Regions from separate parts of the Homo sapiens genome. Here region 1 is linked to region 2. A link is a loop called in an ENCODE intact Hi-C map of the cell type or tissue named here. Cell type or tissue: gastrocnemius medialis. All regions are shown on one strand. Each heading gives the region's core, and the rest is flanking DNA. Links, peaks and the distances in the headings are about the cores only. Region 1 holds the start of PAXX (PAXX non-homologous end joining factor). Region 2 holds the start of TRAF2 (TNF receptor associated factor 2).

Region 1 (12,604 bases), core at 4,605-12,604, 110 kb after region 2:
CTGTGCGGCAGAGCCCCAGATGGCAGCCACACGGAGTCCAGAGGGACCCAGGCCCTGGAGGAAGCACTGCCTGAGGCCTGGTGTTGAGAAAAGTGTCTGCATGTCTGTGTCTGTGTGTGTATCACTGTATGTGGCTGTGTCTCTGTGTATGTGTGTCTATTTCTGCATGTGTGTGTGTCTGTGTGTGCGTGTGTATGCATGTGTGTCTTTGTAGATGTGTACCTCTGAGTGTGTATGTGTGTATCACTGTATGCGTCTGTGTGTCTGTGTGTCTGTGTATCTGTGTCTGGCTGTGTGTGTCTATCTCTGTGTGTGTCTTGTGTGCGTGTCTATGTGTGTGTCTGTCAGTGTGTCTGTGTCTGTGTCTATCTCCGTGTGTGTGCATGTGTGTATGTGTGTGTCTTCTGTGTGTCTGTGTCTGGAAGGGGGACCTGGAGGCCCTGCATTCTAGGCTGTGTGCCTGTGAACAGGTACTTAATACCCACCCCACCCCCAGCAGGAGTGTCCCCACCTCTAAGGTCATCCTAAAGTCCCATGTCCTCTAAGGATTGTGAGGGTGAACAGGGGACCCTGGGCTCAGAGACAGCAAGGTAGGCTCTAGGCCTGGGCGCTGGGCAGGGGTGGCCACTCAGGGGATTGGGGCTCTTTCTCCCCAGGCCCCATGGCGGGTGCCAGAAAATGGACACGACCTTCACCGAGGGTGCTGTACCGGGGCAGTTCAGCAACCCAGGTGAGGTGGGGCAGCAGGCAGGGCTGTGGCGTGGGGGCCCTGGAGGCTGCATGGACTGCTGGATTGGCACCTGGGGCCGGGGCGTGAGGGGTGCCACGCTCGGGGGGGAGGTGCCCTGGGCCTGGGGTCAGCGGCTCTCGCTCCTCCAGCCATGGCCCTGAGTGACATCCGAGTGGCCTTCTCCGACTACCAGCACTTTGCCTTGCTGTACTTGGAGATGCGGAAAGGGGGCCTGCGGAACCAGTGGCTGCAGCTCTACGGTGGGCGGGCTGCGGGGCGGAGACCCAGACACCCCCGCTTCGGGTCTGGGATGTCACCCCTGTGCCTGCACCAGCCCTTTCTGCACGCGGAAGGTGGAACCGCTGGCTCCTGGTGTCTGTGGCCGCGGGTCCCGGCCCCTCCCTGCCCCTCTCTCCCTCTCTTCGCCCCTCCAGCCCCTTCCCTTTAGCTTACCCGCCCTCCCCACCTTCAGCTCGAGCGCCCGAGCTGTTTCCCGAAGGCGCCCAGAAGATGCAGCTACTGGCGCCCCAAGTGGGCCTGAGCCCCAGCCAGGGCGTCCTGCTGCCGAAGTCGGGTGAGCGGTGCCGGCAGCCCTGCTGGGAGGGCCAGGCCCCGGGTCACACCCCTGCTGGAAGGGCCAGGCCCTGGTCACTCCACTGATCTCAGATTCGGGACAGAAGTGCCCGGGGCAGACCCAGCCTGTCTGGGTCGGGGGAGGGCGAGACGTTGCCCAGGCCGGTGTTCCCAGGAGGAGATCGCCTTGGGGCAGGTCGGGGGCCTCCGTCCCAGGGAAGGGGGCGCGGGGTGGCGCCTCAGGCTCGATCTCTCTGCAGACCAGTGTGCGGGCGCGCTCTCCCGGGTGAGTAGACCATGGCCATGCGGAGCCGCGGACCATGGGCCCTCCCAGCTCGGTGGGCTGCACCGCGGGGCCCTCTACCTTCGGGGCAGCTAGGGACGACAGCGGGGGTGATGGGGCACCCGGGCGGATCCGAGCCGCAGCAGCCTGGGGAACCGCGGGGCTGCGCGTCGGGAGGGGGCGGAGGCAGGGGACGCCGCCCACCTGCTCCTTGTTTTGCAGTGAGGGGTCCAGCCCCTGAGTGCCCGCAGGGGTCAGCTGCTCCGTGCGCCCAGCCCTGCCCAAAGAGCCCCCTCCCTCCACACCCTGGCCCCAAGCGCAATAAACACCCTGAATGCCTGTGGCGCTGTGCGTTTCTTGGGGGCAGGGAGGGGTGGCGGGGGGGCGGCCAGGTACATGGGCGCCCTGGGGGAGGGGCCGGGTCACCCCCTGTTGCCCCTCTGGGTAGGCGTTAGCCCAGGAGGGACCGAGCCTCGGCTCCGTGGCAGGGAGGTTCCTCAGGACGGGCCCCAGCCCCAGCTCTGGGACTTTTCTACCTCCGCACGGACCCAGACCCCCAGACTGGGGGCGCCGGGAGGGCGGGACACGGACACCACGCGGCGCGCGCCCCAGGCTTCAGCGGACACCGCCGCGCGACGTGGCCTTCCGGGTCCTCCCAAGCGGCTGCCCCAGTCAGTGTCGGCGGCTTCCATCCCCAGGCGCCCCTCCGGGTCCCCCAGCTCCCCAGCCCCTGACTCCTGGCTCCAGGACCCGCCCCAGAGGCCTGGCTGTTCCGGAGACCAACGAAGCGCTCCCAACTCTGACCCAGGGCCTGTCCACGGAGAGTGGAGGGCGAGGAGGACAGGAGGAGCCGCATAAAACTCTGCCCTGCCTGGAGTCTATGTAGGACAGTGTTGTCTTTTACAGACAAGTCTCGAAGAATTTGAAGGAAAATAGCCTACTAGCTGTAATGTACCTAGTTCAGCAAAATAATAATAAAAATACTGGTTGCAAATCTGTGAATATTTGGATAGTGTTTAATCTGGGTGATGGGTCTACGGGGTGCAGTATGCTCTGATTTCTCCTTCTCAGTTGGTCAGAGTTTTGTTTGTTTGTTTTTTTGAGATGGAGTCTCGCTCTGTCGCCCAAGCTGGAGTGCAGTGGTGCGATCTCGGCTCACTGCAAGCTCCACCTGCCAGGTTCAAGTGATTCTTCTGCCTCAGCCTCCCAAGTAGCTGGGATTACAGGTGATCGCCACCACGCCCTGCTAATTTTTGTATTTTTAGTAGAGACAGGTTTTGCCATGTTGGCCAGGCTGGTCTCAAACTCCTGACCTCAAGCGATCCACCCACCTTGGCCTCCCAAAGTGCTGGGATTACGGGCGTGAGCCACTGGGCCCAGCCCAGAAAATTTGTTATTAAAAAACACCACTCGGGCCGGGCCCAGCACTTTGGGAAGCTGAGGCGGGCGGATCATGAGGTCAGGATATCGAGACCATCCTGGCTGACACGGTGAAACCCCGTCTCTACTAAAAATACAAAAAATCAGCCGGGTGTGGTGGCGGGCGCCTGTAGTCCCAGCTACTCGGGAGGCTGAGGCAGGAGAATGGCGTGAACCTGGGAGACGGAGCTTGCAGTGAGCCAAGATTGTGCCACTGCACTCCAGCCTGGGCCACAGAGCGAGACTCTGCCTCAGAAAAAAAACAAAACAAAACAAAAAAACACCACTCGGCGGAGCACAGTGGCTCTGCATCCCCCCTGCATTCCCAGGAAGATTCCGAGCCGGGAAATGCAGGTTGCCCTCCACAGCCTCAGGGATGCCCTTTCCTTCCTTCCAGGGTGGGGCAGCCTCTGGGGGTGGCTGTGGGTCCAGCTGTGGTCAGCCCCCAATCCCTTGCAGACGCATCGAGTCCCTCACCTCCCACGCTCAGCCCTTTCTCCACCTAGAAGCCCAGGGGATGGATTCACAAGATGTGTCAGATCAGGCCCCCCTGCTCAGCACCCCACAGTGGGTCCCATTGCACTGAGAGTAAAGGCCTAAGTCTTTTTTTTTGGAACGAAGTTTCGCTCTTGTTGCTCAGGCTGGAGTGCAGTGGCGCGATCTTGGCTCACTGCAACCTCTGCCTCCCGGGTTCAAGCGATTCTCCTGCCTCAGCCTCCTGAGTAGCTGGGATTATAGGTGCCCGCCACCACGCCCAGCTAATTTTTGTATATTTAGTAGAGACGGGGTTTCACCATGTTGACCAGGTTGGTCTTGAACTTCTGACCTCAGGTGATCCACCCACCTCGGCCTCCCAAAGTGCTGGGATTACAGCCGTGAACCGCCATGCCCGGCCTCAGGCCTAAGTCTTGATGGTGGCCAACAAGGTCTTCTCTTTTAGGCTTTCCTTTGACCCACCATCCACTCCCCTCCCTCCGTCCTGCTGCCAGCCCCTCACGTGTCTCAGGGCCTTTGCCCAGGTCACCCCTGCCTGGACTGCCCTTCTCCCAGTGCCACTCAGTGCACTCACTCCCGTCTCTGAAGTCTTGCTCAAATACCTCCCTTGGTTGTTGACCTCTGCTACCCCAAAACTTGACTGGCCCCCACTCCCCTAGAGCTCGTTCTCCGGACCTTTTGCTCCTCTTTTTGGCCCAGCTTCCAGGTGCTCTATGCCTTGGGAAAGGTCAGCCCTTTCCCTCCCCTGTTCTGCCTCCATCACCGACTTCAAGTGTGTGCGTGGGGACTTTGTAATCCCTCTCCTTCTGCTTGCAAAGCTCCACTAACCTTATATCTCATACACTGTATTAATGTATCCTACATTAAAGAAAATTGCTCCCATGGCTGGGTGCAGTGGCTCATGCCTGTAATCTCAGAGCTTTGAGAGGCCGAGGCAGGCGGATCACCTGAGGTAGGAGGTCGGGAGTTCGAGACCAGCCTGACCAACATGGAGAAACCCTGTCTCTACTAAAAAATACAAAAATTAGCCAGGTGTGGTGGTGGGCATCTGTAGTCCCAGCTACTCGGGAGGCTGAGGCAGGAGAATCGCTTGAACCTGGAAGGCAGAGGTTGCGGTGAGCCGAGATCGCACCACTGCACTCCAGCCTGGGCGACAGAGCGAAACTCCGTCTCAAAAAAAAAAAAAAAAAAAAAGTATAAAAAAGTATCTCAGAGAAGGACGTGGTGGAAGCCAGTGGAAAAGCTGCTGCCAGTAGATGAAGCTGGCCCGATGTGAGCCACGAAACAGAACATGACACCAGGGTGTGAGCCAAAGTGTAAAATAAACACCTGAGGTCCACACGGACCCAGCCTGAGGCTAGTTAAATGAAGGTTTTGCAGTTTTCTCGTCATGTTTTGGAACTAATCTTTGTTTCTGGTCTTGTGTCAGTTCCTACAGCTGCCACAAATTATCACAAACTTGTAGCTTGAAGCCAGAGTTCAAAATCAGTTTAATAGGGTCGAGGTATCAGCCGGGCTGTGCTCCCTCCGAGGGCTCTAGGGGAGAAACCTTCCTTGCCTCTTCTAGCTTCTTTGTCTTCTTTTTTTGTTGTTGTTGAGACAGAGTCTTGCTCTGATGTCCAGGCCAGAGTACTATGGCGCGATCAGATCACTGAAGCCTTGAACTCCTGGGCTCAAGCAGTCCTCCTGCCTCAGCCTCCTAAGTAGCTGGGACTACAGGCATGCATCGCTATGCCTGGCTAATGTTTTCTTTTTAGAGATGGGTCTTGCTGTCTTGCTCAGGCTGGCCTTGAACTCCTGGCCTCAAGCAGTCCTCCCACTCTGAACTCCCAAAGCACTGGGATTGCAGGCATGAGCCACTGGGCCTGGCCTCTTCTGGTGGGATACCCTACCTTGTTTCCACCTGAGTGACCCTCTCCTGGCAGAGAGAGAGCCGGACACACTCCATTTTAGTTTCTTCACCTGCGGCCCCCTTTCACCTTCCTCCCTGAAGGCATAGCTAGTGTAAACTGACTCAAAGCACGTCCAGGAATGCACCTACTGATAAGACATTGAGGCAAGCTGCACCAGCAGCTCCTGGGGACACGCGTGGTGGATGGCACCCAAAACCCCTGCATTTATCTCTTTGTGATAGTTTAAGCCTCTGCACCTGGAACTGTTTATTTTTTGTAACTGCATTTGTAACCAATTAATTTTTTTAACTTTTTGCCAGTTCTGCTTCCGTAAAAATTGCTTCAGCTAAAATCCCCCCTCCCCTATTTAGACCACGGTATAAAAACAAAACTAGCCCCTTCCTCGGGGCCGAGAGAATTTTGAGCGTTAGCTGCCTCTCAGTCGCGGCTAATAACGGACTCTTTAATTTGTCTCAAAGTGTGGCGTTTCTGTATAACTCGCTTGGTCACAACACTGGCTTCTGATAGCAGCCTGTAATCCTTGGCTTGTGGGCTGCATCGCTCCAGTTCCTCCCTCCATGCCATGCTGCCTTCTTTTCTGTCTCAAAGCTTCCTCTGCCTCACTTTTAAAAGGCCCTTGAGATGGCACTGAGGGCCTCCCTGGGCAATCCAGGATAATCACCCCATCTCAAGGGAATATCTGCAAACACTCCTTTCTTTTCTTTCCTTTTTTTGGGGGGAAGGGGAGACAGGATCTCACTCTGTTGCCCAGGCTGGAATGCAGTGCCCAGCATCTTCCATAGACAATAGCATTCACAGGTCCCAGGGATTAGGGCCTGATATCTGGGGCCTGCTACAGCCAGCATCTCAGAGTTCACATGACAAAGAAGAGGCCCCCCAGTCCTCTCCAAATCTGCCCCACCCCAGTCATCTTGGGGATGAATCTCCCCTTTCCACTCTTCCCAAATGCCAGGGCCATCCTTGATTGTTCTTTGTCTCCTCCTCCCTCCACCTCCAGTCCGAGCCCATGGTCCACCCCTCTCCTCTGCAGCCCCCGTCCTCTCTCCTCACAGCACAGAATACGGACTTCACACACATAAGTCAGACGTGCCACTTCCCATCCACCCCTGCTTAAACCTCCAACAGCCACCACCCCCCATTCATTCATTCACAATGTTTATTCAGTGTCTGTATGTGCCAGCCATTGTGTAAGCGCTGAAGAGACGGATACACTGGCAGGTAAAACAGACAGAAATCCCTGCCCTCATGGACCTCCTGGGGTGATGGACAATAAGCAGGGTAAATAAGTGTATTGGTGGTCACTTACTGCAGAGTGACAGGTTACCCCAAATGCAGCTGCTTAACCAGCAGGCATGCATTATCTCCCAGTGTCAGCCAGGCAGGACTCTGGGCCTTTGACACAAAGTTTCAGGAGGCTGTGGTCAAGCTGCCGGCCGATGATGTGGTCTCATGGGAAGGCTCAGCTGGGGCGTCAGCTTCCCGGTTCCCTTGCTGGCCATGGTCATCCCCTTAGGGCTGCCTCATGTCACACCCAGCAATTCAAGAGCAATTTTGTCCTATTCTAGTTGCCAGAAGCAAGTCATTAATAAAGTCCAGCCCAAGGGGAGGGGAGTGCAGAAAAGTCTAAACCCAGGAGGGTATAACAGGGAGCTAGCTGCCAGAATAAAGCAAGCCAAAGTGTACTTTCTACAGTGAGAAGTGTGAAAAATAGGGAAATGACAGGAGAGAGGGATGTGAGAGCTGGGCAGCATGCTGCAATGTCAGAACAACACCAGGGAAGGTCTCACTAAAGTGACTTTTGAGTAAAGACCTGAAGGAAGCATGTGAGTCTGGGGAAAGGATGTGCCAGGCAGAAACAGCAGCATGTGCAGAGGCCCAGGGGGCAGGAGCCAGGACTGGGAGTGAACTGGGAAGCAGGAGGAGGTGAGGCAGGCTTGCTGTGGGAGCACTCCGATATGGAAGCGTAGCTTACAGACCCACTGGCCCTCCCCACAGCACCATGCTGCCAACCTGGCCTTCTTGCCGAGCCTTGAACAGAACCATTATTTATGTGGCCAGGCCTCCGCCTGGGATCTCCCTGTCCCTGGTGGGAGCCATCCTCTTCCTCCTGCCCTCATAGCACCCGCTGCAGTTTCTCCTGGCGCTTGGCCCTGCCTGAGAGTGTGGTGTCTCTCCTATTGGATCCTAGAAGCTCCAGGGAGTCAGAGACCTTGTCTGTTGATCGATATCCAGGCCTAGGACAACAGGCACGTAGGAGGAGCTGGAGGAATACCATGCGCGGGACAGAGAGCGCAGAAGCCTTCTTCCCTGGAGATCGCTCTGTACTGTGACTTCTTTTTTTGTTTGTTTGAGACAGAGTCTCGCTCTGTTGCCCAGGCTGGAATGCAGTGGCGCGATCTCGGCTCACTGCAACCTCCACCTCCCTGGTTCAAGCAATTCCCCTGCCTCACAGGCGTGCGCCACCACACCTGGCTAATTTTTTTGTATTTTTAGTAGAGACGGGGTTTCACCATGTTGGCCAGACTGGTCTCGAACTCCTGACCTCAGGCAATCTGCCCGCCTCGGCCTCCCAAAGTGCTGGGATTACAGGCGTGAGTCACCTTGCCGGACCAACCGTAACTTCTTACGATTAGAGTTAGGAAGCTTCCGGTTTGTGTGTGAAGACGATGGAAGGGCGGGGCTCCAGGATGTATCCGCAGAGCCACGGAGGGAACCTGGACTCGGCTGGACTTGGAGCCGGGGCGGGGGCGGGAGGGGGCGAGGTTCGAGTGGGGCTGCTCGCGGGCGCGAGGGCCAGAGCCCGGGATCGCGCCGTGGAGCCCACGACCGGCGAGGCCAGCGCTGGGGGCAGGGCCTCTGGATCCCTGACCCAGGACGCCCTGCTCCGGCCCGCCCCGCGCACTAAACTCGGCCTCTAGTCGCCTGAAGCCCGCGCGGGTACCGGGTCCGCGCGGCCCGGCCTGTGCCTTTAGCCCCGCCCCGAATCCCCCCACCCTCATAACCCCGCCCCTAACCCCGCCTCCACACACAGACCCCGCCCCCAACCAGACTCCGCCCCGCGCAAGCTCCCTAAGCCCGCGACTGGCCTGCACCCGGCTCCGGAAGTCGTTCTTCCGCGCAGGAGCCCTGAGCCCGCACAGCCCCGCCCCTCCCGGCGCCCAAGCCCCGCCCCGCCGGGTTCCCGCTCGCCCGGCGCCATGGATCCGCTGTCGCCGCCGCTCTGCACGCTGCCGCCGGGCCCCGAGCCGCCCCGCTTCGTGTGCTACTGCGAAGGGGAGGAAAGCGGGGAGGGGGACCGCGGCGGCTTCAACCTCTAGTGAGTGGGGGTCCGCGGGGAGGTAGGGGTGCAGGGAGCTCCGCGGGCGGCCCCGCCTGACAGGCCTTCTCCCCCAGCGTGACCGACGCCGCGGAGCTTTGGAGCACCTGCTTCACGCCGGACAGCCTGGCGGCCCTCGTGGGTAACTGGGCGGGTCTGGGAGCCGCCACACCCCTCCTTGCAGTGCAGATCGTCTATGGGGCGACAGACATCTGGGATTCCCCAGAAGGCTCTGACACCCTCTGCCCGCCCTGTAGCTGTAGTCCTCCCATTGGCTAGGGCTCTGGGGTCGGGCAGGTTTCGGGTGCCCCCAGTGGGCCTCGGGTTCCAGGCAGCTCGTGACAAGCCCCTGTGCTCTCTAGAAAGCCCGTTTTGGCCTGAGTGCGGCTGAGGACATCACCCCCCGGTTCAGGTGAGACCCAAGCAGGGAGGAAGGACGGGTGGGGAGGAGGAGGGTCTGCCACAGCTCTCCGCACCTCTCCTCTCCCAGGGCAGCCTGTGAGCAGCAAGCTGTGGCTCTGACTCTGCAGGAGGACAGAGCATCCCTGACGCTTTCAGGGGGGCCCTCGGCACTGGCCTTTGACCTCTCCAAGGTACCAGGCCCAGAGGCAGCCCCCAGGCTGCGGGCGCTGACACTGGGCCTGGCAAAACGCGTGTGGAGCCTGGAGCGGCGACTGGCAGGTAGGATTGGGGGTGGGCACCTCATACCTTCACTGGGGTCCCCTGCTCTTGCCCCCACTCCTGGCACTGAGTGGGGTTCCCATGGGCTTTCCTCCCCAGCTGCAGAAGAGACAGCTGTCAGCCCGAGGAAGAGCCCCCGGCCTGCAGGGCCTCAGCTCTTCTTACCAGGTAAGGCATGTCCGCCTGTGACTCAAGTAGGGCTGTGCTCTTTAACCTGGAACTCAGTTTCCCCCCAAACAAGACTCACGCTCCAGAGAGAATGCCTATCTATTCGGAGAAGGTTGTGGTTGGGATGCTGCCAGGTTCAGGAGCTGCCCCTGTCCTGTTTTCCCCCAGACCCAGATCCCCAGAGAGGTGGCCCTGGACCTGGAGTCAGGAGGCGGTGTCCAGGAGAGTCGCTCATCAACCCCGGGTTCAAGAGGTACCCTCCCACAGCCCCCTTCCTGCGCCCAGGGTCCAATCCTGGACCCCACCCCTTTCTCCACACCATAGTGCCATAGTGACACCCCTCTTCCCTCCCAGTAAGAAACCAGCTGGTGGCGTGGACTTCGATGAGACCTGAAGGTGCAGCACAAGCGTGGCCCCGCGGGGAGTCCGCCTATGAGGGGAGAGGCAGTCTTTGAGGCCCCCATCAGAGACCCCCCGCCACCACCTCCACCTGCCTGTCCTGGGCCAGGACTAACACGGCTCCTCAAATTCCTTCCCTGTCAAATAAACAGCTCCCTTGGTTGGAGGCTCTGGTGGGGCTCTGACTCCTGGCACTGGCCTGGGAAGGGATCAGGGAACACCCCTGGGCCTGTGTTCTGGGTGTAGGGCCACAGGATGTGAACAGATGCTGCAGCCTCTCAGCTCCCTGGAGACTTCCTTGCTGGGCCGGAGGGAGGTGAGCACTCTCAGACCGTCCAGCTATTCCAGCCCTGCCAGCCCAGGAGCTGAGAGGGGCCCAGCCAGGCAGGGCCAGGGCTCCCCAAGGCTTAGAACTTTGTTCCCACCCTCCCAGGCCGCACCCAGGTAGGGCACGGAGCCCCGTGGGAGGATGCAGACAGAAGTCCCGTGTAGACCCTGAGACACTGGAAGTGCCCTGCGGGGAGGGGAGCGCCTGCCCCGGGACAGGATTGAGGAATGTGCCAGCCCCCATCCACCTGGGGCACCCCGCCCCACCCCGGCCTGACTGGTTTGGGAGCCCAGTCCGGTCCTGGAGATCCCTGAGGCCACCGGTTGCAGGAGGCCTGGAGTCTGCGCCTTCTTAGCGTGGAGGATGGGACCGGCCCGACCCCCGGCGCTCCTGCCCCTGTGGTTCTGGGCTATCGGGCTGAGCGTCCCACCCTGGGGTTTGGGGATGGGAAGTGATCCCGAGACCTCTGGCCCTTCAGATGTCAGGACACCCTCACTCCCGACAAAGATGCCTTTATTGGGCGACAGACGCGGGGTGGGGCGCTAGCGGGGGTGCACGGCGGGCCGGTAGGCCGCCAGGATCTCGGCGCTGTGCGGACACGTGTATTTGAACTCTTTCTCCTGCATCGCGCTGTCCAGGTAGCGGCGTACGCCGCGCAGCTCCGCGGGGATGGGCGCCTGGCGGAAGTGCGCGCACACCGTCTGCGGGCAGGATCGCGGGGCGCGGTCAGGACCTGCCGTCCCCCAGGCGCGCCGCGGTCACCCTCCCGCCCGCCCACCTTCCGTGCTCACGTCGACGATGTGCAGCTTGGGCAGGAGGCTGCAGTCGGCCAGCGTGAGCCTGTCGCCGTCCAGGAAGCGGCGGCGGGACTCGCGCAGCTGCGGCTCCCCCGCCAGCTCGTGCTCCAGGGGCGCGCGCAGGTAGCTGTCCAGCCTGGCGAGGGCGCGCAGCAGCTGCTGGTACAGGGCTAGGGGGCAGGCGGCGCGGTGAGGACCAGGCCCAGGGCGCCCTCCCGCCTGGGCACCCGACCCCCTGACCCCGCTTCACCTTCGTCCTGCGCGGGCACCGGGTTCTTGATGAACGCGGAGAACTTGTGGAAAACGTCGTTGCCGGCGGTGTTGGACTCCCTGTAACGAGGCGCCAGGCTGGGGAAGCTGCGGGATGAGGGGGTGGGACTCCATTAGACTGGGGGCAGCCCCGTCCCGGCCCCACAGTACCCCCACAGCGCCTTCCTGGGCTCTGTCTTGCGCGCGTCCTCCCTGGGCCCCCCTCTTTTCCCCTCCCACCCTGCCGGGGCTCTCACTCGGGCGGCCCCAGCGTCTCCTCCAGAAAGTCCTCGATCTGCAGCGTGTCTGTCTTGGCGTCGCTGTCATAGAGCAGGATGGGCAGCTGCGAGCCGGGGGCGAAGTCCTTCAGCACGTCCGGGGACCTGCGGGCAGCAGCGGGGTGGGAGGAGGCCGGCCCACCAGTGTGCGAGGCCAGGCGGGGGTCCACAGGATGGGGCCTCACCTGCGCGTGTCCACCGTGGTGAGGGTGAAAGGTACGCCCTTGAGGAGCAGGACCATGAAGAGCCGCTGGCAGGAGGGGCAGTGACCCACGCTCTCCCCGTCCTCACTCGCCTGGGTGGGTGGAGCGGGGGTGGGGGGTCAGGGCTGGAAGCAGACCCAGGCATCCTGCCGCCAGGCTGGGCGGGACCCGCCTCCCACTGCCAGTGGGATTGGAGGGACGCCAGGGCTCCAGCTTGGTCGGCGCGACTTCCAAGTGCCCAGTGAGGGCCCTTGACTTGGTCCCCAGAACGTGGGGAGGGGGGCAGAGCTGCTGGGAGCCTTGAGGCCTGGGGCAGGCTTGGCCCCTGGAATCTTGTCAGAGCCTGGACAGAGGCCAGGCCCCTGGGCTCAGTCCCCAAAAGCTGGTTGCAGGGGTGGGGTGGGCCTCACAAGCTGTTTTCTGAGTGATTCACACATGAGACTGGGCACTGTGGCCAACAGCACATCAGTCCCCCACCCCAGTCCCCGACCTGAGAGCTGATGGGGCTGCCTGGCCCAGCACCCCCCATCCTGGAACACCGACCGTAAGCTCCACTGTTGGCAGCCTGCTTGGTACCTCCCCACCAAGGAGCTCTCCTCCAGAAGACTGGGCTGGGCCCAGGAGCCAAGGCTGGGAGCAGGACCAGGGCCACTGACCCCTCTCTGGGTGACTCGCTGGGTCCCACTTTACTCAGCCTCTGTAGGGCTGCCTGAGTCCCCCTAGCCACCCACAGGAAGGGGCTCAGACATTACTGGGAGGCCCACCCCACAGC
Region 2 (14,765 bases), core at 3,567-11,566:
CTATAATCCCGGCACTTTGGGAGGCTGAGGCAGGTGGATCACCTGAGGTCAGGAGTTCAAGACCAGCCTGACCAACACGGTGAAACCCCATCTCTACTAAAAATACAAAATCGCTGGGTGTGGTGGCAGGCCCTGTAATCCCAGCTACTTGGGAGGTTGAGACAGGAGAATCGCTTGAACCCAGGAGGCGGAGGTTGCAGTGAGCCGAGATCTCACCATTGCACTCCAGCCTAGGCAAAAAGAACAGAACTCCGTCTCAAACAAACAAACAAAAAACCAACAAAAAAAACCCAATATGTTGGCCAGGCAGTGGCTCACACCTGTAACCCAGGACTTTGGGAGGCCAAGGCAGGAGGACTGCTTGAGCTCAGGAGTTCAAGACCAGCCTGGGCAACACAGTAAGACTCCATCTCTACTGCAAACTTAAAAAAAAAAAAAAAAACTTAGCTGAATGAGGTGGGGTTTGGTGGCTCACGTCTGTCATCCCAGCACTTAGGGAGGCTGAGGCGGGCAGATCACTTGAGGCCAGGAGTTTGAGACCAGCCTGGCCAACATGGTGAAAACCCGTCTCTACTAAAAATACAAAAAATTAGCCAGGCGTGATGGCTCACACCTGTAGTCCCAGCTACTCAGGAGGCTGAGGCTGGAGAATTGCTTGAACCTGGGAAGCAGAGGTTGCAGTGAGCCAAGATCATGCCACTGCACTCCAGCCTGGGCCACAGAGCGAGACTCTGTCTCAGAGGAAAAAAAAAAAAAATTTCCATTACTTTTTTTTTTTTTTTTTTGCAGGGACAGAATATCGCTCTGTCACCCAGACTGGAGTACAGTGGCACAGTAATAGCTCACAGCAGCCTTGAACTCCTGGGCTCAAGCCATCCTCCTGCCTCAGCCTTCCAAGCACCTGGGACTACAGGTGCATACCACTACATCTGGTTAGAAAACGTCCATTACAGCCGGGTGCCGTGGCTCATGCCTGTAATCTCAGCACTTTGGGAGGCCGAGGTGGGAGGATCAGTTGAGGTCAGGCGTTCGAGACCAGCCTGGCCAACATGGTGAAACCCTGTCTCTACTAAAAATACAAAAATTAGCCGGGCATGCTGGCATGTGCCTGTAATCCTGGGAGGCTGAGGCAGGAGAATCACTTAAACCCGGGAGACGGAGATTGCAGTGAGCTGAGATTGTGCCATTGCACTCCAGCCTGGGCGAAGAAGCGAGACTCCATCTCAAAAACAACAACAACAAAAAATGTCCATTACATTAACATATTTTTCCAAAAGCAAGGGGTAAAGGGTACTTATACCATCATATTAGTATTTATTTATTTATTTATTTATTTATTTTTGAAACAGAGTTTTGCTCGCCACCCAGGCTGGGGTGCTGTGGTGCGATCGTGGTTCACTGCAACCTCCGCCTCCTAGGTTCAAGTGACTCCTGTGCCTCAGCCTCCAGAGTAGCTGGGACTATAAGCGTGAGCCACCACACCTGGCTAATTTTTTGTATTTTTAGTAGAGATGGGTTTTCACCATGTTGGCCAGGCTGGTCTCAAACTCCTGGCCTCAAGTGATCCACCTGCCTCAGCCTCCCAAAGTGCTGGGATTACAGGCGTGAGCCGTGTCCAGCCGGTAATGGAAATTTTAATCCACCGCTTTTGTATTGTAAAGTTTATTTAGCGTATTTTTTTATTTTTGAGACAGGGTCTTGCTCTGTTGCCCAGGCTGGAGTGCAGTGGTGCACACACTGCAACCAGAGCTCACTGCAGCCTTGACCTCCCCAGGCTTAGGTGATCCTCTCACCTCAGCCTCCCTAGTAGCTTAGGCTACAGGTGCATACCACCATTCTGGGCTAATTTTTGTATTGTTTGTAGAGATGGGGTTTTGCCATGTTGCCCAGGCTGGTCTCAGATTCCCGGGCTCAAGTGATCCTCCTGCCTCAGCTGAGTAGCTGGGATGACAGTTGCGTGCCACCATGCCCGGCTAAATGTTGTATTTTTAGTAGAGACAGGATTTCACCATGTTGGTCAGGCTGGTCTTGAACTCCTGACCTCATGATCCGCCCGCCTTGGCCTCCCAAATTGCTGGGATGGCAGCAGCTTTTTTTTTTTTAACGGGCATGTTGTGCAGATGTGGTTCAGGAGAGTGAGCCAGTGGCCCAGGTCATCCCCAGGTTTCTCCGCCAGCAGTGACGCCCCACCCTGGGGAGCAACTTCCCTTAGGCCCAGCTAGCTGCAGAATGGGGGTAGTTGGAGGGAACCTAGAAGGACCTAAGCGCAGGGCCCTGGCAGGTGAGCACAGCATAGGGAGGTGCCAGGTGGAGAAGTGTGCAGGGAAGCAGGGAAGGATGGTGGAAACATGGCGGCCCAGGGGCAGAGGTTGCAGATGGTCGCAGTTGCCCTGGTCCCGGGACCAAGGGGCGAGAGCTAAAAAAGTGGGAGGCCCCACTGGGGAGGGTGGCGGTAGGGCTGGGAGAATGTGGCTGTGGCAGGGTGGGCGGGGACCTTCCAGCCACCTGGAGCATCCTGGGTGGAGGGTTGGGTGGCCTTGGCCAGATGGTCACAGTTGCTGGGACCAAGTGTGAGCACAGACCTCTAGAGTTTGTGGGTGTGAAGTGCAACCGTGGTGACTGGTCCTGGCGGGTGCTTAGGAGGCGGGGGCAGAGACATGGCTCACTCCAGCCTCAACCTCCTGGGCTCAAGCAATTCTCCCACCTCAGCCACTCAGGTAGCTGGGGCTACAGGCGTGCACCATCACGCCCGGCTATTTTTTTTTTTTTTTTGAGACAGAATTTGGCTCTTATTGCCCAGGCTGGAGTGCAATGGTGCAATCTCAGCCACAACCTCTGCCTCCCAGGGTCAAGTGATTCTCCTGCCTCAGCCTCCCAAGTAGCTAGGATTACAGGTGTGCACCACCACGCCGGGCTAATTTTTGTATTTTTAGTAGAAACGGGGTTTCTCCATGTTGGTCAGGTTGGTCTCGAACTCCCAACCTCAGGTGATCTGCCTGCCTCAGCCTCCCAAAGTGCTGGGATTACAGGCGTGAGCCACCACACCCGGCCTAATTTTTGCATTTTTTGGAGAGACGGAGGTTTCACTATATTGCCCAGGCTGGTCTTGAACTCCCGAGCTCAAGTGATCCAGCCTTGGCCTCCCAAAGTGCTGGGATTACAGGTGTGAATCTTCTATTACTTTCCTGTGTGTCCTTCCCAAGTTCACAGAAAACACAAGCTGACAGAAATCCATTCTTTCCCACGGTTGCTGGCACGGATGCTGCTGTGTGACAGCACAAGTTCATGTGCTTGAGGGTCTCCTGGCCACAGCCAGCCCCAGGCTTGCCCTGGACAGGCGGGCTTCAGATTCCCCCCAAGGTTCTATGCCATTGAGTTGGAGGACAAGAGCTTCCCCACTGTCCAGCGTTGAAGCAAACCTCCCTCCAGGTCCCACCCCTCCCCAGGCCTTTGTCCTTTTATCAGGGATTGCCCTGGGGGAGCCCCCCTGGGGAGCTGATGAGGAGGGAGCCTCTGTGCCCCGTGCACTGGCCTGAGGGGGTGAGGCCAGGGCTGGGGCTGCTGCAGGGGACTCTGGCCCGGAGCTGCGGCTGCCTTCCTGGAAACACTCCTGTCAGATGACTGCAGAGTGAGAGTGAAACCAGCTTCCCTCGGAGGCTGCAGCACAGGGCTGACATGCAAACGTCTGAAAAAGAGGCAAGCTCTCGGTGTGAGCAAGTGGACTGCGGCTATTTGAGGTGGGCACTTCCCCTGGGGACAGCACCAGGCACACAAGGGTCCCTTGTTCATGGTCCCGTGGGGGGCCCAGCTTGGACATTCTGCCTCCTGGCTCCATGTGCAAGCTGGGCTCTGTCGTCCCAAGACCTGAGTAAAAGGACATGAGGTGTGAGCCTTCAAGGGTGCCAACCACGCCCAAGGGAAGCCAAGCATCCACAGAGCCCTGCTGGGCACAGAGGGCAGACGCAGCCGCTGGATTTCAGATGCATCCACAGAGCCCTGCTGGGCACAGGGCAGATGCCAGTGGCATGGCGGCCCCTCACCTCCCGTGCTCTGCAGGCCCAGTAGGTAGCTGTGGGGTCCTCCCTGGCCAGGCCAGTGAGTGGCTGGCATCCACGGCAGCATCTGCTGTGGTCCATGGTCATGCCGCCCCTCCAGGGACACTGGCACCCTCGTCAGGACACGGAGCCCAGGACAGCAGCTGCATGTGTCCATCTCCAGGTTCCAACTGCTGCCCTCCTTCCTGCTCCTGCAACCCCCATCCTCAGGCAGTGAGAGGGTGCTGGGGCTTCTCCTGAGACTGCCCGGGGACATACCCTCCCCCTGCCCCTGCTGGAGGCCTGGGTGGCTGACTTTTGCTTTCTTTTCGGCAGGAAGGAGCCCACGTGGGAATCCCCTGAGCTGCGCCATGGCCAGAGTGAGTCACCCCTTTCCAGCCAGCAAACAAGGCGAGTCCCCAGGCCAAGGTGTCACAGCTTCCAAGCTGGTGGGCGGGGTGGGGAGGCCGCTTCCCAATCAGTGTGTGCCTCTGCCTCTCAGTCAGGCTGGTATCAACTTGCTATGCCTTACAGGCCTGTCATCACAATCAATATTATTAGACAGAGTCTTGCTCTGTCGTCCAGGATGGAGTGCAGTGGCGCAATCCTGGCTCACTGCAACCTCCGCCTCGCAGGTTCAAGCGATTTTCCTGCCTCAGCCTCCTGAGTAGTTGGGATTACAGGCACCTGCCATCATGTTCAGTTAATTTTTGTATTTTAGTAGAGACGGGGTTTCACCACCTTGGCCAGGCTGGTCTTGAACTCCTGATCTCAGGTGATCTGCCCACCTCAGCCTCCCAAAGTGCCGGGATTACAGGCGTGAGCCACCATGCCCAGCCAGTTTTTTTTTTACGTGTCTGTGCCAATCTTCTGGAAACAGAGCAGTATAAATTAAACAAAGGCATTTTCATGAGAGCAGCACTGGGGCAAGTACTCTGAGACTGGGCGGCACGGGGCAGTCATCCTGGTCACTACCTGCTCTCGAGGGCTGTGGGCATTTGCCAAGCTTGGGAAACCTTTTCTGGACTTGGGGTGGGGCTGAGGTGGTCTCAGACTCAGCCCTTCAACACTGTCATCATCCAGGACCAGTGAGGTGTGTCACCCCATGTTGGAGGCCACTGTCTGAAAGCTGTTAGAATGACTTTCCCGTTACCCTGAAGGAAGTAGAGTGTCCTAAAACAGGTGAACCCCTTCTTTTTTCTTTGAGATGGAGTCTTGCTCTGTCACCCAGGGTGGAATGCAGTGGCGTAATCTCGGCTCACTGCAACCTCTGCCTCCCAGGTTCAAGTGATTTTCCTGCCTCAGCCTCCTGAGTAATTGGGATTACAGGCATCTGCCACCATGCCCAGCTGATTTTTGTATTTTTAGTAGAGACAGGGTTTCACCACGTTGGCCAGGCTGGTCTTGAACCCCTGACCTCAGGTGATCCACCCACCTCAGCCTCCCAAAGTGCTGGGATTACAAACATGAGCCACTGTGCCGGGCCTTTTGTGTATTTTTTTTTTTTTTTGAGATGGATTCTTGCTCTGTCGCCAGGCTGGAGTGTAGTGGCGCAATCTCGGCTCACTGCAACCTACGCCTCCCGGGTTCAAGTGAATCTCCTGCCTACTCAGTCTCCTGAGTAGCTGTGAGTACAGGCGCGTACCACCATGCCCAGCTAATTTTTGTACTTTTAGTAGAGACAGGGTTTCAACATGTTGGCCAGAATGGTCTCGATCTCTTGACCTCATGATCTGCCCACCTCGGCCTCCCAAAGTGCTGGGGTGAGCCACCGCGCCCGGCCTTTTGTATTTTTTTAGTAGAGACGAGGTTTCACCATGTTGGCCAGTCTGGTCTCAAACTCCTGACCTCAGGTGATCTGCTCGCCTAGGCCTCCCAAAGTGCTGGGATTACAGGCATGAGCCGCCGTGCCTGGCTGTTTTTTCTTTTTTAAAAGAGACAGGGTCAGCCAGGCGCAGTGGCTCATGCCTGTAATCCTAGCACTTTGGGAGGCCGAGGCAGGCAATTGCCTGAGCTCAGGAGTTCGAGACCAGCCTGAGCAACACGGTGAAACCCCGTCTCTACTAAAATACAAAAAAAATTAGCCGGGCGTAGCGGTGTGCGCCGGTAGTCCCAGCTACTCCGGAGGCTTAGGCAGGAGAATTTCTTGAACCCGGGAGGCAGAGGTTGCAGTGAGCCGAGATCGCACCACTGCACTCCAGCCTGGGTGACAGAGCAAGACACCGTCTCAAAAAAGAAAAAAAAGAGACAGGGTCTCACTCTATAGCGCAGCCTGGAGTGCAGTGGTGCAACCACAGCTCACTGCAACCTCCACCTCCTGAGCTTCAGTCATCTTCCTGCCTCAGCCTTCCAAGCAGTTGGGACTACAGGTGTGCAGCACCACACCCAGCTAAATTTTTTTTCCTTTTTTTGGTAGAGATGGGGTTCCCCCATGCTGCCCATGCTGGTTTCGAACTCATGGGCTCAAGCGGTCCTCCTGCCTCAGCCTCCCAAAGTGCTGGGATTATAGGCATGAACTGCCACGTGAACCCTTTCTCATCCCGAGCTGGCTGCTGCAGACTCAGGACAGCTTTGAGCCTCCCAGGTGCAGCCAGGAGGAGACGCCTTCTTACGTTTGAGAGCTCAGTTAGTTCCTGGGCTTGAGCAACCTCACTGAGCCTGCAGGTGCGGACTTGGGACGTTTCCATGGCTGCTTGCAGCAAACTCAGGGGTGATGACGTTGATGGAATCCGATGGCTTCCTGAGTTCCATCTCAAGGCCTTGCTGTCCCAGGAATGTGGGTTTGGGGCGGAGGGGAATTCCAACTGCAAACCAAGTAACATATATGAAATGTGGCATTGGCGCCTGGGGACAGCGTGGCCTGTGTAAATTATGCAACTTCAAAGCCTGCCCTGTTTTGCAGTGTATTCCATCCTTGAGGAGTCCCGTGGTCTCAGGGTCTGAATGCTTGGAGGAGACTTACCTCCGTGAACGTTTCCTTCTCTGCAAAGCGGGGTGAAAGGTCTCCATTTCACCAAAGGCTGGATGGAGAGGGGGTGGTGTGTCCAGTGCTAGCCCGTGCACCGCCAGAGAGAACCTGCTGCAGCTCCCGTTCTCCTGGGCAGATGACAGTGCCGCCTCCCCCATGCAGCCCACAGGACTCCTAGGGCAGCCCCTGTTTTGGCCGCCAAGGCCACTGTTTTCATTTGAGTGTCTGGAGGCCATAGGTTGTGTTTTCACTTGAGGTCGGGAGTTCAAGACCAGCCTGGCCAACATGGTGAAACCTCGTCTCTATCAAAAATACAAACATTAGCCGGGCGTGATGGCGGGCGCCTGTAGTCCCAGCTACTCGGGAGGCTGAGGCAGGAGAATCGCTTGAACCCGGGAGGCGGAGGTTGCAGTGAGTCGAGATCGCGCCACTGAACTCCAGCCTGGGCGACAGAGTGAGCCTCCGTCTCAAAAAAAAAAATAAATAAAGTGCACAACCCAGTAGATTAGCACACCGGCCATGTCGGGCGGCCGTCACCACTGTCCGGTTGCAGAGCATTACCTCACCCCAAAAGGAGACCCCATAGCCTTAATACCTTACTTAAGTGTGCAGTATTCTTTTAGTCCTGTTTCTCATAAATGTTACCCAAATTGAGGCGCCGCTCTGCGCCCGGCACCGGGGGAGGCGGAGGGACCCGCAGGTGTCGGGTAGGTGCGGCCGCCCCGCCAGGGCCCCGCGTCCCGCGCGCGACGCGCGCCTCGTGGGAACCGGTGTCGCCCGGCTTGGGCTCCCGGCTCACCTCTCGGGTGTGCGGCAGGGGTCTCCGCCCCGGGGCCACGGGAGGGGAAGCAAGGGCCTCGCTGTCTCGCCGCACCTGGGGAAGGGACCCAATTAGCGCGGACCCCACAGCGCAGCACCTCACCAGCTCCCCGCACCAACGCCCCGGCGCGCTCTTTGAGGAAAAAGCAGAGGGCGACTTAGGTACCCACGCCGTCTCAGCGCCGACCAATCGGCGCACGCTGCGGCTCCTGCGGGCTCGCTGGTTGGCTCCGGCGTCAGTCCGTCAGGCGCGCTCGGAGCGGGGCGTATCTGGCCAATGGCTCTCGCTACAGCTTCCTGAGGGCTGGCTGGTTGGCTCCCATGTCCGTCCGTCAGGCGCACGCGGCGGAGCGGCGGCGGCGGCGGCGGCGTTGGGGGCGGTAGCTGGGCGGGCCCTTAGTTCCGGGCGCGCTGCGACCGTTGGGTGAGGCGAGCGCGGGGTCGGGTGCGGGGTCGGGCGCGGGCGCGGGGTCGGGTGCGGGGTCGGGCGCGGGGTCGGGCGCAGGCGCGGGCACCTCTCAGGGAGACTCCGGGCCGGAGCGGGAGCGGGGGCGGGAGAGGCCGCGGGGCGGGGGCGGGGCCAGCCCGAGGGGATTTCTCTGAGCCGCTGGGCCGGAAACCAAGTCCGAGCGTGGCTGGCGCGGGAAAGTTCGGGAACGCGCGCGGCCGTGCTCGGAGCAGCGCCAGGGCACGGTCCGGGGTTTTGCGCGGGGTCGCGGCTCCCAGTACCGCCTGAGGCCCGTGGGCGGCCCACCCGGCCCTGCCCCGTCCCGGGTCCGTCGCTCCCCCGCACCCTGTCGCCCCTCCACGCTCAGCTGTGGGCCCCTCGTGTCCCCGAAGCCCCGCACCCTCAGCCGGCTGCGTGCTCGGGAGGGTCAGGGGCGCCTCCGACCCCTGAGTTTGCCAGCGCCCCCCAGCCAGGGGTCGGGGAAGACCAGTGAGGCTGGGGGCGGAGCCGACTCTGCTGCCTTCCTGCCCAGTGGCTGGGGAGACCCAGGCTGAGCCTGGGTGAAAAGTCCCTCTGGCTGCTGGGAGGGTCGGGGGCAGCAAGGAGCCAGTGCGGGGATGGGCTGCGGTGGACCGGGCCGGGATCGGGGCCGGGGCCTGGTCCTGGCAGTAGCAGGGGATGTTTGTGGAAGGTAGAGCCGAGAAAAAGAGGAGTTGCAATGTCTGCAAGAATCTGGCGTGAGCAGCTGAAGGCTGGTGCTTCCTAGGCCAAGATGAAGGAGTCACAGCGCCCATGGCCTCTCGGGAGGCGGCCAGATGGGCAGCCTGGGGTCAGGGGAACGGTCAGGGCCAGAGCTGGGTATTTTGGAGTTGTCATTTTGAGGCCCCGAGGGCTGAGGGTCAGTGCAGAAGAGCACCAAGCCTCCACTCGGTGTAGGGCCGACAGGGGGTGGGGTGTCTGGCAGCCGGTGAAGACGGGGCTCGGAGGAGGAGGGAGTCTGGTCTGGGTCAAGTCAAGGGAAACTAGGACTGAGAACGGACCCTGCTCTGTGGCCACATGATTTTGAAGGGACGGAATTACTGCCCTGTAACTCAGTCTCTCTCCCTGTTAATAGCCCTAGTTTTTAATAAGAGGAACTGAATGTATTAATGGGTGGACACTTGTAAGGTTCAAGATCTCCTCTTCTACCACGCTTGCTTCTGATACTTTTGTATAAACAGTTGTTAAGAGTTTAGGTTGTTATCAAGCTTCTATTTGGTATTATTTTGAGCCTGAAAAAGATGGGGTTACATATAAAATTGTAATTTTATTTATTTATTTTTTGAGATAGTTTTGGTCTTGTTGCCCAGGCTGGAGTGCAGTGGCTCGATCTCGGCTCACTGCAGCCTCCGCCTCCTGGGTTCAAGCGATTTTTCTGCCTCAGCCTCCCGAGCAGCTGGGATTACAGGCGTGCACCACCACGCCCGGCTAATTTTTTGTATTTTTAGTAGAGATAGGGTTTCATCATGTTGGCCAGGCTGGTTTCAAACTCTTGACCTTAGGTGATCCACCCGCCTCGGCCTCCCAAAGTGCTAGGATTACAGGCATGAGCCACCGCGCCCGGCCATGAAATTACAGTTTTAAAGTTAACTTCTAGTATTTGGAGGGCCTCATATTCATGGCTGCATGCAGATCAGTGTTCCTGAATATTACTCAGATGAGCTTTTATAGAAGTGGGTTAGAATCAGGTGCCATTGACGCCTGTAGTCCCAGCTACTCCGGAGGCTGAGGCAGGAGAATGGCGTGAACCCGGGAGGCGGAGCTTGCAGTGAGCCGAGATCGCGCCACTGCACTCCAGCCTGGGTGACAGAGCGAGACTCCATCTCAAAAAGAATCGGGTGCCACCCAGTGAACTCTTACGTGGAGTCCAGTATTGTATGAAGCAGTTGTGTGCTGTTGGTGGAGACATGAATTGAGGTTTGAATCTCCAGCATTTGGGGCATCTTGGAGTCTGCTTGTGAGAAGGGCGAGGCCTGGGTTGAACCCAAGCGTTTGCGGCGACTAGGTGACCCCTGCAGCGGCCAGGTTGCACCCATATCTGATTTGATGTCATGGTTTGGGCAGTGTTTGACTTGTGTAACAATACAGCTTGTCCTTTTGAGAGTCACCGATGCCACCAAACCATGTTCACACACCAGAGTCAGGATGCCAGGTCTCAGCTGCCTGATGACTCCAGCTTAGTGAAGGCCTCTGATTTCTTGTGGGGGTGTCCCATTGTGAAGGGAACACACAGCTCGGCCCTACCAGCAACAAGGGTGCCAGATGCCCCCACTCTCCTGTGGAGGGGAGTCTCGCTCTGTCACCCGGCTGGAGTGCAGTGGCACGATCTCGGCTCACTGCAACCTCTGCCTCCTGGGTTCACGCTATTCTTCTGCCTCAGCCTCCCGAGTAGCTGGACTACAGGCACCCGCCACCACGCCCAGCTAATTTTTTGTATTTTTAATGGAGACGGGGTTTCACCATGTTAGCCAGGGTGGTCTCGATCTGATCTCGTGATCCGCCCACCTCGGCCTCCCAGAGTGCTGGGATTACAGGTGTGAGCCACCACTGAGGGGCTTTTTTACGTTAAAACTTGTTTGTTTGTTTTTCTTTTTTTGTTTGTGTGGTTTTTTCTGTTTTTTTTTTTTTTTTGAGACGGAGTCTCGCTCTGTCCCCCGGTGTGAGCCACCACGCCTGGCCTTTTTTTTTCTTTTTTTGAGACAGAGTTTCGCTCTTGTTGCCCAGGCTGGAGTGCAATGGTGCGATCTCGGCTCGCTGCAACCTCTGCCTCCCAGGTTCAAGTGATTCTCCTGCCTCATCCTCCAGAGTAGGTGGGATTACAGGCACCCACCATAATGCCCGGCTAATTTTTGTGTTTTTAATAGAGACAGGGTTTCTCCACTTTGGTGAGGCTGGTCTCGAACTCCTGACCTCAGGTGATCCACCTGCCTTGGCACTCCCAAAGTGCTGGGATTACAGGTATGAGCCACCTTGCCCGGCCTTAAAACCTGTTTTTGACATTTCTTTGCCATTTTAACTTTTTTGTTATTTTATTTTTATACCTGAGGTCTTGTTATGTTTCCCAGGCTGGTCTCGAACTCCTGGCCTGAAGTGATCCTCCAACCTCAGCCTCCCAAGTAGCTGGGATTACAGGTGCAAGCCACTGTGTCAGTTGGTCACCGCATGTGTGAGAGTTCCCCCCACACTTATTCAGTCGGTCACCACTTGTGTGAGAGTCGCCCCTGCATGCTCATTCAGTCGGTCACTACATTTGTGACAGTCATCCCCGCATGCTCATTCAGTCGGTCACCGCATGTGTGATAATCACCCCCGCATGCTTGTTCAGCTCGTCACCGCGTGTGTGAGAGTCCCCACCGCACGCTCGTTCAGCCGGTCACCGCGTGTGTGAGAGTCCCCACCGCACGCTCGTTCAGCCGGTCACCGCGTGTGTGAGTCCCCCCCGCACGCTCGTTCAGCCGGTCACCGCGTGTGTGAGTCCCCACCGCACGCTTGTTCAGCCGGTCACCGCGTGTGAGTCCCCACTGCACGCTCGTTCAGCCGGTCACCGTGTGTGTGAGAGTCCCCACCGCACGCTCGTTCAGTCGGTCACCGCATGTGTGAGAGTCCCCACCACACGCTCGTTCAGCTGGTCACCACGGGGGTGGCACTTTTGTTTTTAGCTGACTTAGCTGATAGAATTGGGAGTTTTAGAGTAAAACTGATCTGGAAGCCTGAAAAAACCAGCAGCACATTGTTCGTTTCCAGGTTGAATCGCTCCTAGCTGACCCCTCACGTCTCTTATGATACGTACAGAAAGCAAGAGCAGCCCATGCCGTCCGGCCGCGCACCAGGTCTCAGTCTGTGTGTCTGGTTCAGGTGACCATGGTGTTCAGTTCAGTTCCTCCTGCCTCGTGTGTAGGCCACTGAGAGCTCCCTAGTCTAAGCCGGAGGAGGTTCTGGTAAGTGCTAGGCACAGTGGAAGTCGGATTCCAACATGTGCGCAAATTGGGGCACTGTCAGAAGTGTGCTAAAATCTTGGTGTAGCACTTTTGAGCCTTCGTGGTGGTTTTCATTAGTTCTTAAAATGTATTTATGAATGAGATTCAAATAAAATGTTTAAGGAATCTCTAAGCACAAAGAACCCCAGAGTGTAGTGTGGGCATCAGTGGGACCTCAGGGTCCCCTGACCGGGCTGCCTGCCGTGTCCTGGCTGTCTGGGGTTGTGTTTTCATTTGGAAACAGGAATAATGATCCCCGACCTTCCAGCCGTGTCAGGATGTCACGATGGCCACGTGAGGCCGTGTCTGTGAGAAGCGTCTGCCGGTGGTGGAGGACGTGCACTTTGTTGTGAACCTCGGCTCACTGCAGCCTCCTCCTCCCCAGGCTCAGGTGATCCTCCCACCTCAGCCTCCTGAGTGGCTGGGACCACAGATGCGAGATCCTCCCACCTCGGCCTCCTGAGTAGCTGGGACCACAGATGCATGCCATCACACTTGGCCATTTTTTGTATTTTTAGATTTGTTTTTTTATGTGTGTTTTGTTTTTGAGACAGATGGTTGCTCTTGCTCAGGCTGGAGTGCAGTGGCATGATCTCAGCTCACTGCAACCTCCGCCTCTCAGGTTTGAGCGATTCTTCTGCCTCAGCCTCTGGAGTAGCTGGGCTTACAGGCTTGCACCACCATGCCTGGCTAATTTTTTGTATTTTTAGTGGAGACGGGGTCTCACCATGTTGGCCAGCCTGGTCTTGAACTCCTGACCTCATGATCCGCCCGCCTCGGCCTCCCAAAGTGCTGGGATTACAAGTGTGAGCCACCGCGCCCAGCCATTTTTTTGTGTTTTTGGTAGAGACAGGGTTTCATCATGTTCCCCAGGCTGGTCTTGAACTCCTGAGCTCAAGCAATCTGCCTACCTCGGCCTCCCAAAGTGCTGGGATTATAGGTGTGAGCCACCATGCCTGGCCCATTTTTGTGGTTCTTTTATGTCTGACAGGCATGCCTAGGGCAGGGAGGGCACACCTCTGTCTCCACCTTCAAGAGCGCATTTAGGAGGAATGTCGATATGAAAAGAATCAAGCTTTGTCTGAAAGATGCACCAGGACACTCTTCAGTGACATTGGGAAAAAAGAACGCTCACCCTGAATCTTTTTTTTTTTTTTGAGACGAAGTTTCGCTCTTTGTGCCCAAGCTGGAGAGCAGTGGTGCGATCTTGACTCTCTGCAACCTCTGCCTCCCAGGTTCAAGCGATTCTCCTGCCTCAGCCTCCCAAGTAGCTGGAATTACAGGCGTGAGCCACTGCACTCGGCTAATTTTGTGTTTTTAGTAGAAATGGGTTTCTCCATGTTGGTCAAGCTGGTCTCGATCACCACCTCAGGTGATCCACCCGCCTCAGCCTCCCAAAGTGCTGGGATTACAGGCATGAGCCACCGTGCCCGGCCCATTCTGAATCTGTCTACCCTAGCAAAACGATCCTTTATTTTACTTTCTTGCCCCATTCGTACACTGGCATGACTGCACTCATAGGGTTCTTCACATTTTATATCCTATTTAACATCTTATAATAAGTATAAAATAGGATTTTGTCCTAAAGAATGTGGTTTAAGGCCAGGCGCGGTGGCTCACGCCTGTAATCCCAGCACTTTGGGAGACCGAGGCGGGCAGATCACGAGGTCAGGAGATCGAGACCATCCTGGCTAACACGGTGAAACCCCGTCTCTACTAAAAAATACAAAAAATTAGCTGGGCATGGTGACTGGTGCCTGTAGTCCCAGCTACTTGGGAGGCTGAGGCAGGAGAATGGCGTGAACCTGGGCGGTGGAGGTTGCAGTGAGCCAAGATCGCGCCACTGCACTCCCGCCTGGGCGACAGAGCGAGACTCCGTCTCAAAAAAATAAATAAATAAAAAGAATGTGGCTTAAAAACCAATGATACTTAAAAATAGAAAATTTCTTTGTCCAAAGTGGATTAGAAGCCACTTTGTTCTAAAACCATTAAACCTTTTTAAACTGTTAGTGGCTCAGCCAGGCACAGTGGCTCATGCCTATAATCTCAGCACTTTGGGAGATTGAGGTGGGCAGATTATCTGAGGTCAGGAGTTCGAGACCAGCCTGGCCAACATGGTGAAACCCTGTCTCTACTAAAAATACAAAAATTAGCCAGGCGTGGTGACAGGCGTCTGTAATCCCAGCTACTCGGGAGGCTGAGGCAGGAGAATCGCTTGAACCTGGGAGGCGGAGGTTGCACCTTAGATCACACCGTTGCACTCCCGCCTGAGCGACAGAGCAAGACTCTGTCTCACATGAATAAATAAATAAACCATTAGTGGCTCATGAAATCAATGTAATAGCTTCTGACCAGAACAAAAGAAAGAAAATAGAACACTCAGAATGCCTCTTATGAAGACTAAGTGTAGTTCTGTGAACCTTTTAGTGACGTACATGTATGTAGCACGTCTCCACATGTCATGATGAATGTGCGCTGAG

What was found. Hi-C counts contacts between places; a loop is a spot of excess contacts. Peaks named below come from ENCODE experiments on the same cell type or tissue, not always from the same donor. Only the 100,000 strongest peaks of a DNase experiment are listed, where the experiment ranks them.
Region 1: a loop joins it to region 2, with 10 times the contacts of the local background. A loop is called at or near these places in 6 of 110 quality-filtered maps.

What each region holds. Positions count from the first base shown.
Region 1 is chr9:136,983,834-136,996,437 of GRCh38, forward strand. It overlaps PAXX (PAXX non-homologous end joining factor), which reads left to right and starts at 8,589. Exons shown (of 7, transcript NM_183241.3): 1 at 8,589-8,729; 2 at 8,807-8,867; 3 at 9,092-9,141; 4 at 9,220-9,410; 5 at 9,510-9,578; 6 at 9,747-9,831; 7 at 9,933-10,143. The coding sequence starts at 8,611. The coding sequence ends at 9,972. CLIC3 (chloride intracellular channel 3) reads right to left here. Exons shown (of 6, transcript NM_004669.3): 2 at 11,815-11,924; 3 at 11,609-11,734; 4 at 11,353-11,459; 5 at 11,097-11,272; 6 at 10,775-11,006. The coding sequence ends at 10,848. LCNL1 (lipocalin like 1) reads left to right here. Exons shown (of 3, transcript NM_207510.4): 2 at 657-730; 3 at 880-1,925. The coding sequence ends at 1,178. RefSeq lists enhancers at 498-1,055, 1,056-1,611, 8,782-9,324 and silencers at 6,404-6,698, 8,145-8,434, 8,445-8,824. In gastrocnemius medialis, for the core only: no CTCF peak of the experiment used is centred there; DNase peaks (open chromatin) are centred at 8,048, 8,498 and 8,857; H3K4me3 peaks cover 2,229 bases; H3K27ac peaks cover 1,680 bases; H3K27me3 peaks cover 1,120 bases.
Region 2 is chr9:136,878,297-136,893,061 of GRCh38, forward strand. TRAF2 (TNF receptor associated factor 2) reads left to right here and starts at 8,220. Exons shown (of 11, transcript NM_021138.4): 1 at 8,220-8,245. MIR4479 (microRNA 4479) reads left to right here and starts at 8,437; the gene lies at 8,437-8,507. It overlaps LOC105376326 (a long non-coding RNA gene), which reads right to left and starts at 7,958. Exons shown (of 3, transcript XR_930448.2): 1 at 7,802-7,958; 2 at 6,997-7,054; 3 at 6,484-6,838. RefSeq lists silencers at 2,463-2,512, 7,645-7,774, 7,995-8,804 and enhancers at 3,678-3,867, 3,918-4,047, 4,068-4,137, 4,168-4,607, 8,181-8,916 and 2 more. In gastrocnemius medialis, for the core only: no CTCF peak of the experiment used is centred there; DNase peaks (open chromatin) are centred at 4,455 and 8,095; H3K4me3 peaks cover 2,075 bases; H3K27ac peaks cover 1,846 bases.